Regions from separate parts of the Homo sapiens genome. Here region 2 is linked to region 1. Evidence: chromatin loops called from intact Hi-C (ENCODE). Cell type or tissue: PC-9. All regions are shown on one strand. Links, peaks and the distances in the headings refer to the core of each region. The heading gives the core; the rest is flanking DNA.

What was found. Hi-C counts contacts between places; a loop is a spot of excess contacts. Peaks named below come from ENCODE experiments on the same cell type or tissue, not always from the same donor. Only the 100,000 strongest peaks of a DNase experiment are listed, where the experiment ranks them.
Region 2: it touches region 1 in a loop (2.3-fold over the local background); 1 of 110 quality-filtered maps calls a loop at or near these places.

Annotation. Positions count from the first base shown.
Region 1 is chr3:198,069,833-198,074,232 of GRCh38, reverse strand. It overlaps the pseudogene ANKRD18DP and the pseudogene RNU6-821P. Among named protein-coding and RNA genes, the nearest start is that of LMLN-AS1, 33 kb to the right of the region's middle. In PC-9, for the core only: CTCF peaks have their summits at 1,867 and 2,067; a DNase peak (open chromatin) is centred at 2,132; H3K27ac peaks cover 1,470 bases.
Region 2 is chr3:198,015,673-198,020,072 of GRCh38, reverse strand. LMLN (leishmanolysin like peptidase) reads right to left here. Exons shown (of 17, transcript NM_001136049.3): 13 at 688-820. Among named protein-coding and RNA genes, the nearest start is that of LMLN-AS1, 22 kb to the left of the region's middle. In PC-9, for the core only: no CTCF peak of the experiment used is centred there; no DNase peak of the experiment used is centred there.

The DNA.
Region 1 (4,400 bases), core at 265-4,264:
TAATATATAGTCTATAGTTTATAAATCCCTCAATTATGGGGTTCAAGTTTAGAATTCAAAAGTTTTTTTTAGCTCTTTTTTATATGTATACCACAAGTAGTCATCTGCTCATAAGAATGCCTGGAAGCCTTTTTAGGTTATTCCTGGTGAGAGTTGGCTAGTTTATGAATATTGCAAACATTATGTCATGCTTCTCAACAATGTCCCTTAAAAATGCAAGTGACTTATTGGCTTTTATTATGCTAGAAATAAGCCATATACATCAATATTAAAACTTTTATTGATAAGCCATTGTAATTTTATTTCTGATTTACATTTTGCCTAAAGTAAAAAAAAAATGTTAAATAGCAATTTGAATGGAAACCAATACAAATGGATTTAAAAAGTAAAGTTGCATTAGCATCCCAGGGTTATCATTATAATTGAGAATAAAATTTCTTACTGAGCTTTGCTTTTTTAATATTTATTTTCAAACACTTTTAACCTGTCTCTCTTACACAGAATATACTGAGCTTTCTAACAGTTAAGATAAAAATCTATCCTCTTGTATTAGGAGAAATCCCATGGACTATTTAATAATAATGAAAATAAGTGCATTGAAGCCAGTCTCTCTTAATTCAGAGCTCATTTCCTTAGTGACCCATTCGGATCAGGAGTGCCTGACATTGACATTGGATCCTGACACCATTTACAGAAGTAAATCAAGCAAGTTTGTACCACCCAGAGGAAACCTCCACCTGAACTGGGAAGTTCTGGCAACTGTATCCCTGAAACTCTAGTTCCTAAAATGTTAACGTTTGCCACAAAAAGTATTGTCAAATTGGAATTAGGCAAAGTTGAAGGGATTTCTTGATTGTTGACCATATAATACAGTTTTGTAATACTTCTCAAATGCAGGTGATCATGGCATCTTTCTGTTGGGGTACAGTTCTTCTGGTAAAACAAATATTCCTTGGAAGATAGTTTAAGAAACACTGCTCTAAAGATAATAATTTTCATCATTAATTTATTTTAAAAACCTAAAGCATTTGCTACTATGTATTAGGTTTTAGGGTTGTAGAGAAAAAGGACACAGCCCTTGCCCTCAAGAAACTCTTGGTTTCAGTGGGAAACAGTGAAATAATTACAACATATTGTGCTAAATGCTGTGATAGAAGCAAGGATTTTCAGGACTGGTAAATAAAGTCAGTTTTGGAGATGATCAAAGTTAACGTGGGGAGGGAGAGGAGGGGTGTTTGCAAGGCAGTGTGTGGGAAAGCACAGAGGAGTGAAAAGGAAGGGACTGCTCCGCATTTACTTGCTATATTGTAAGTTTAAGTTCATAGCATCATATAGGAGATTTTTAGTTCAATTGAGAAATATGTAATTTTGTGAATTGCACATTGTTTTTGCTTTCTTACAGGAGGGAAATACACCACTTTTGCTTGCTGTAATTTGTAAGAGACAGTAAATGGTGGCATTTTTAGTGAAGAACCAGGCAAGTGCACCTGCTGTTGGTGATTAGTCCATTGTTTAGCCAGAAATCACACAGAAAGCTAGACTAGTTAGAAGTAGCAATGAGTGCAAGATTCTTTCAGGACTTTTAAAGACCTTTATCCCCAGGGATCTCAGTGTTCATTTTATTCCAAGTATAACCTTATATATAACCTTATATGTGAGATATAAATAACGTCACATTTTTACTTGTTTTTCTTTCTTTCTTTCTTTCTTTTTTTTTTAGACAAGGTCTCACTATGTTGCCCACATTCCTGAGCTCAACTGATTCTCCTGCCTCAGCCTCCCAAACTGCTAGACACCATGCCTGGCCTGACTTTTCTAATTAGTTATTGGGTCTTGAAATGTCCAGTTTAGCAGAAAGTCTTGGATTGTCCCCTGGGGCTATCTCCTATGCCTTCATCCTTTGAATTTTTCAAAAAGCTAAGGGGTTCCCTAAGTCCAAGGAAGACAATCTTGCTTTACAAGTCAGAAGATAGGGGGAAAAGGCCATTCTAAATATTCTGTTTCCATTGATTCACTTGTATTGCTGCCATTGTAACTGGTCCTGCGATCTGGTAATGACTAACCTTTGCCACCAGGATGCCTTTACTGATTCAGACCTCTCACTCTTTGTGGTGACTCACACACAGAGTTCACAGCTACAGTGATGCCTTTACTGATTCAGACCCTTCAGTCTTTGTGGTGACTCACACACAAAGCTCACAGCTACAGTGTTTTTTAGTTCATGTACATATGCTCAGCCGTTGTTCCCAGCACACTGCTCTGGCAGCGAGGCCTCCTGGCTTTACCCACACACATAGTGAGTAAATTGACCCTCCCCTAACACTAAAAACCTTATTTGTTGCCCACCTCTTAGCTAGGCTTAGCCTAGACCTTGATGGTAAGTTATCCTTTGAGACCTGTATTCATCTTTTCTCTAGCAAATGTTAGTTGGGATTGTCTTCAGCAGTCAGGGACATTCAAATAATGTGGCAGGAAGAGATCAGAGGTCCCTTTCCCTTTTGTTATCACGTCTGTACCTTGAGGCTTTTTTCTGTCCTGTGTAGCAGCTTTTGTTAGATAGCAGAAGGTTCCACATTATCCTGCAATAGAGTAGTGGGCACCAACTTGCAGTTGGCCCCTCAAGTAACATGTTTCCATAACAACGAAAATCTCTCAGGCTACTTGCATCTCTACCCCAAGTTTTTAAAATATTTAAAAATTCTACCTCACAGGAAGTCATTCAATAGAATTATCGTATATAAACTAGGTAATTTGGATTTAACAGAGCTAAGCCTCATCCATGACTCATGAGTATCCATGTATAAAACAGGGCTTTATGCTTGTTTCAGCAGCGTATATTCTAAGATTGGATCAACACAGAGCAGATAAGCATGGCTGCTGCCTAAGGATGGCACACAAATTCAGCAAGCATTCCACATTTTGCACAGTCCCCAGAAGGTCATTTGACTATTTGTTAACTAGCTCCAAGGAAACAGTGCAAGTCAGACCAAAACAGGAGACATCCAATATTGAAATTGTTGTTACTGTTATTATAAAAGTATTCACGTAAGGTGATCTGTGAAATGAGAACAGCGCTGAGTAACATATGGGATGTTACATGCAAACATGTTGTTAGTCCATGACTTGGAAATGAGGAAACGTCAACTTGCATCTCTTTCATGGAACCGAAAAACAAGACAAGCAGGTTTTGTCTTGTATGTCAGTTGGAGAGGACCAAGAAGACGCAGCCTCTAACACAGACCTGCTGGCTCTGAGTTTGAGGAGGTAGAGAAGGAATGGTAGTTGTCCAAGCCAGGTTTTGATATTTATTAGTTTTCTGCCCTTGGTGTGATTGATGAGCTCAGTAATAGGGAACAATTAGGTAATCTATTTTAATGAGATAATAATATATTTATATATAAATTTAGTTACAAGTTATGAATTAGCTAAAATGCTCTGAACTACAAGCCACAATGAATAGAACTAATAACCAAAATTAGCACTTAATAACATTTTCTGAAAACTGTGACATTCAAATATTAGAACCTATGAAAAAACACCCATCAGGTTTTGAGATTCCAAAATTGTTTCAGCAATACAGTTCAAGAATAAATTATTCCATTGCTTTACTATTTCTCTGAATATTTAAACATGTTATCTCATTACATCCTCCTAACAGCCTAGTGAAGTAAGGTAGTAAAATCCTTATTTTTTAGAAAAAGCCATGGAGCCTAAGAGAAGCAACTGGTCTGAAAACAAAATACCTATTGGTTACAAAGTGAGGACTTATTCTGAGTGCAGGACACTTTCCAGGATGTTAAGCTAACTAGAATTAATTTACTGAGCTATGCTTCTCTCAGTTTATGAGTACTTCATGTTTTTCTTCTTTAATTAGAAGCTTAGTAAGTTTATAGAGCTTAAAATTTTAAAGTGTATAGGACATTAGAGTTCTGATATTAGCTCTGATATTGTCTGAAATGCTTTAAGAATTTAACATAGTTGGTAAATATTTTTCATGTCACTATTAAAATAGTAATTTTATTTATTACATTTATTATGCATAGCATTCAACAACAAATTTTGGAACCTAAAAATAAGTACTTTAAAATCATCTTCAAAATGACAATTAAGGTAGGACTTCTTTTAGTAAATTTCTCATTTCTCTTGGTGGTCTTATTGATTTTAAAAAGTAAGATTACAGGCCAGGCATGATGGGTCATGCCTGTAATCCCAGCACTTTGGGAGGCCAAGGCAGGTGGATCACCTGAGGTCAGGAGTTTGAGACCAGCCTGGCTAACATGGCAAAACCCATCTCTACTAAAAATACAAAAATTAGCTGGGCATGGTGGCAGGCACCTGTAATCCCAGCTACTCAGGAGGCTGAGGCAGGAGAATCACTTGAACCCAGGAGGTGGAGGTTG
Region 2 (4,400 bases), core at 274-4,273, 54 kb after region 1:
CTTGGGCAACATGGCGAAACCCCAACTCTACTAAAAATATGAAAATTAGCCAGGCATGGTGGCTTGCAGCTGTAAACCCAGCTACTCGGGAGGCTGAGGCACAAGAATCGCTTGAATCTGGTAAGGGGAGGCTGCAGTGAGCTGAGATCTCACCACTGCACTCCAGCCTGGGCGACAGAGTGAGACTCGGTCTCGGAAAAAAAGATAAAAGATAAAAAGAAACATAAAGGTCAAATCAGAGATCCAGACAAGATATGTGGGACCATTTCCTTAATCTTTCAGATCCCATGAATCAAATCTTTTCCAAAGCAGGGTTTCCAAGTCTTCTAATTAACTGGATTGGAGTACTTAAGTTATTTTCTTTAAAGATTTCTTTTTCTGTGTAAATTAGAGGAATTTAAATAGCAAGGCTTTGGAAACAATTAGAAAACATAAACAGGTAAAAACAGATCAAATATTCAAATTATTCTTGCCATTATTATAAGACACTGCTAGATTTTAACTAAGTGCTATCAATTAGGACATTAGTTTTAAAGAAATGGAAGCATTATTCCATTTTTTTCTAACTTACAGAAAACAAACAAGGCCTTATAAATTAAGAATCTTAAGAGAATTTACTCTTTTAGTTAAAATGGAGACTACTTTTGAAAAGCTGATTCCTGAAACTGTGCCCCAGCCCTGTTCTACCTGGTATTCCTGTGGTAAAGGCTTAGGGAACTTCTGCAAATTACACACGGCAACTGCTCTCTGGTCCTGTCTGCAAGTTAGCTGCAGTGGGTTACTTCTGAGCGTGTCACAGTAAGGGCTCAGCATCTGTCTCCTGCAAACAAAGAGAAGTACCATGGTATCAAACTTTAAAGAAAATACTGCAAGTCCATTATACAGCCAACAAATGGAATTCCAGATCCTGGCCTAAAAATACAAACCTTCATAATTAACAAATGGGATTCTTGGAAAGAGATGGAGGCAATGTCCCCTCTGCCCTGCAGCTACAAAGAGTGGAATTTTCTCTGCTCAATAATCTGACAGTTTGTTTAACTGACCACCTTCACCAGACAATCTTATTTTCCTGTGCAAAATAAAGATTGTGTGAATATTCCTAATTGTTATCAACTTGTTCTGTTCCATTAAATGTAATCTTGAAAGTATAATTTGAAAAAAGGGCATGTAAATTATCAAAAGATATCAGAATCTGTTGCACTGTCTTGCAAAAATAACCTTCAAACAAACCTGTAATTCTTAGCAGTCATCAAACTGACAGTTGACGATATAAAAATTATATTAATATCACAATAGCAGCTTCATAGATAAAATCTCAGTATTCCTAAATAATAGAAATCCTATTAATACTGGTCTAACAAATTGTAATCGAATTATTGACAATTTTCCTCTTCTTCCACATATTTCTTAAGGAAAAAAAAGCCTGTATTAAATATTTCTTATTTTAAGGAAAATTGATGACTTGTCTTATTTAAATGAACATGGTGTCTCAGCATACATCTTTAGGGAGTTACAGCTTCCTAAGATGAAACACGTAAAATACTTGCCACAGTCTTCAGCAAATGGGAAGCAGCACAGCCTAACAGGAAAGCAAAGGCTTTGAAGTCGTCACACAGGTCTGGGTTCAAACACCAGCACCAGCCACACTTCTGTGGAATTTACTTAACTTTCCTGAGCTTCAACCGCAAAGCACTCAGTGCCTGGCACATGCAGGCTACTCAATAAATGTGATTTCCGCTGTTTATACCATTTTCGTAAAATCTTCATATAAGGCAATATTTTAACTTCCCATGATAAAGCTTCCAATGAATATGGAAGCTCATGTTCCAATAGTTGTTAATCAGTTACTTTCTTGATACCATGAAAGTCATTTCTGTTTTTTGTCTAAAACCAAAAGGCATATTATATTTACTTTAAATTATATAAAATGAGTTTTGGCTAAATGAATAAAGAGGAAAAAAGAAGTTAAAACTTAGTGATTTTAAACATTCCAAAGTTAGAGCTGTCTAAGATTCATGGCTTACAAATTCCAGAGAAGCACTGTCAAGAGAGCGGGAAAAGGTGTACATCTGTGCTGCCCAATATGGTAGCCACTAATCATGTATGTCACTTCAAAGGTGGCTAGTTAACTGAGGAACTTATTTATTTATTTATTTTGAGACAGAGTCTTGCTCTGTCGCCAGGCTGGAGTGCAGTAGTGCGATCTCGGCTCACTGCAAGCTCCACCTCCCGGGTTCAAGCAATTCTCCTCCCTCAGCCTCCCAAGTAGCTCGGACTACAGGTGTGTCCCACTACACCCAGCTAATTTTTGTATTTTTAGTAGAGACCAGGTTTCATCATCTTGGCCAGGATGGTCTCAATCTCTGGACCTCGTGATCTGCCCACCTCTGCCTCCCAAAGTGCTGGGATTACGGTCATGGGCCACCATGCCTGGCCCTGAGGAACTAAATTTTAAATGGTATTTAACTTTAATTTAAATATAAGTTTAACTACATGTGGCTAATGGTACCATATTAGACAGTATAGCTCTAGAGCCAATATTAACACCAAATGAGCTAGGCAGAGGAGTTGGGCGATTTATCAGTTTTAGTTGCTTCGAACATAGAAAGAACCTTACTTTAAGTAGGTGTAGATTCAAGTGATTCAAAGAAGTATGGCTCTGCCTACGCTCACTCAACCAATCCCTTCTCACCCTGGTTTCCCAACAATGGAGAAGAGTCACAAATGACGAAGCCCAGAAGTGCTTGAGAACAGCCACACTGGAATCTCTAACATACATACAGGCAGACTGGGTCTGTGATGTCAGAAGATGGCTTCTATCCTGTAAATGATTCTGAATTTCAATGCCTCACAAGTGGGACATTTGAATGACTGTGACAGGGGTCAGCAAACTCAACTCTTGGGTCAAATCCTGACCACAACCTGTTTTTTTTTTCCTTGTCGATTTTTTGTTTTTGAGACAGGGTTTCGTTGCCCAGGCTGGAGTGCAGTGGCACAACCATTGCTCACTGCAGCCTTGATCTTCTCGGCTCAAGCAATCCTCCCACCTCAGCCTCCCAAGCAAGTGGGACTACAAGCATGTGCCACCATGCTCATTTACTTTCTGTAGAGATGGGGAAGATGACAGGAACATGGCCATGCCCATTTGTTTTGCCTCTTGCTGTATAAAAGTAGAGGTAAGTAGTTGTGACAGAGACTGTAATAACCCTCAAAACCTAAAATATTTACTATTTGGACTTCAAAAAAAAACCTTGCTGACAGTGGCTTAAGAATCAAAGGACAGGAGAGAATTCAGGGGACCCACAGTTTTAGTTTTTAAGAATAAAGAAGTAGAAGTCCCTTCTGTTTCTGGTCTTAGGTGATGTTATAATTGGGACCAAAAGGGGAATAAACAGAGTTGCAACTGTTAACAGAAAAGTGAACAAACAAAAACCTCCCTAAGCTCTTGCAGCTGCAGTGTGAGTTACATACTTCCTTTGACACACCGGAACAGTGGTTCCCAAACTCCATTACACATAAAATCACTTGGGAATTTATTAAAACAAACTCACACAATGCTAGTGCCCGGCTCTCAGCACAGTCATGACTTAATTAGTAACTGGGGTATGGAGAGTTTTTCCAGTTCTGTAGACGATTTTCATAAGCAGCAAAATTTGAGAACTGGCAGGTCAACCTGTAGTGCAGGGGTAACAAGCTGGGGACACCCAGAGTGGTTGCCGGTGCTTCCGGCTACTGCCTATTATCTTCACATTAGGGTTACAACTCAGAGGTCAGACTCCTTAGTAGAAACTACAAGTGATTTAAATTGCTTTATGACCTAACCTAGGTGAGAAAAGATGAGAATAGTATTTTCTTTTCCTTTTTTTTTTTTTTTTTTTGTTTTTGCAACAGGGTCTTGCTGTCACCCACACTGGAGTGCAGTGGCATGCTCACAGCTCACCACAGCTGTGACCTCCTGGGCTCAAGGGATCCTCTCACCACAGCCTCCAAGTAGCTGGGACTACAGGGCCACGCCACCATGCCAGCCTAATTTTTTTACTTTGTAGAGATGGGGTCATGTTGCCCAGTCTGGTCTCAAACTCCTGGGCTCAAGCCATCTTCCCTCTTCCCAAACTGCTGGGATTACAGGTATGAGCCACCACACCACACCCGGCCCACCAGGGGAATTTTTTTTTAAATATAACAATAGAAATATCAGTACCACTTCTAATTCCTGGAAGATGGACTAGATGTGCTTTTCTCTATTCCCCCTTCTAAGTACAACTAAAAACCCAGACACTGTAAATTAAAGAAACAAAAGAAGACTCTGAAGGGTGGAGAGAAGTCAGACTAGTTAGGGGACTCTGAAGGGTACAGAGAAGTCAGACTAGTTAGGGGACTCTGAAGGGTGGAGGGAAGTC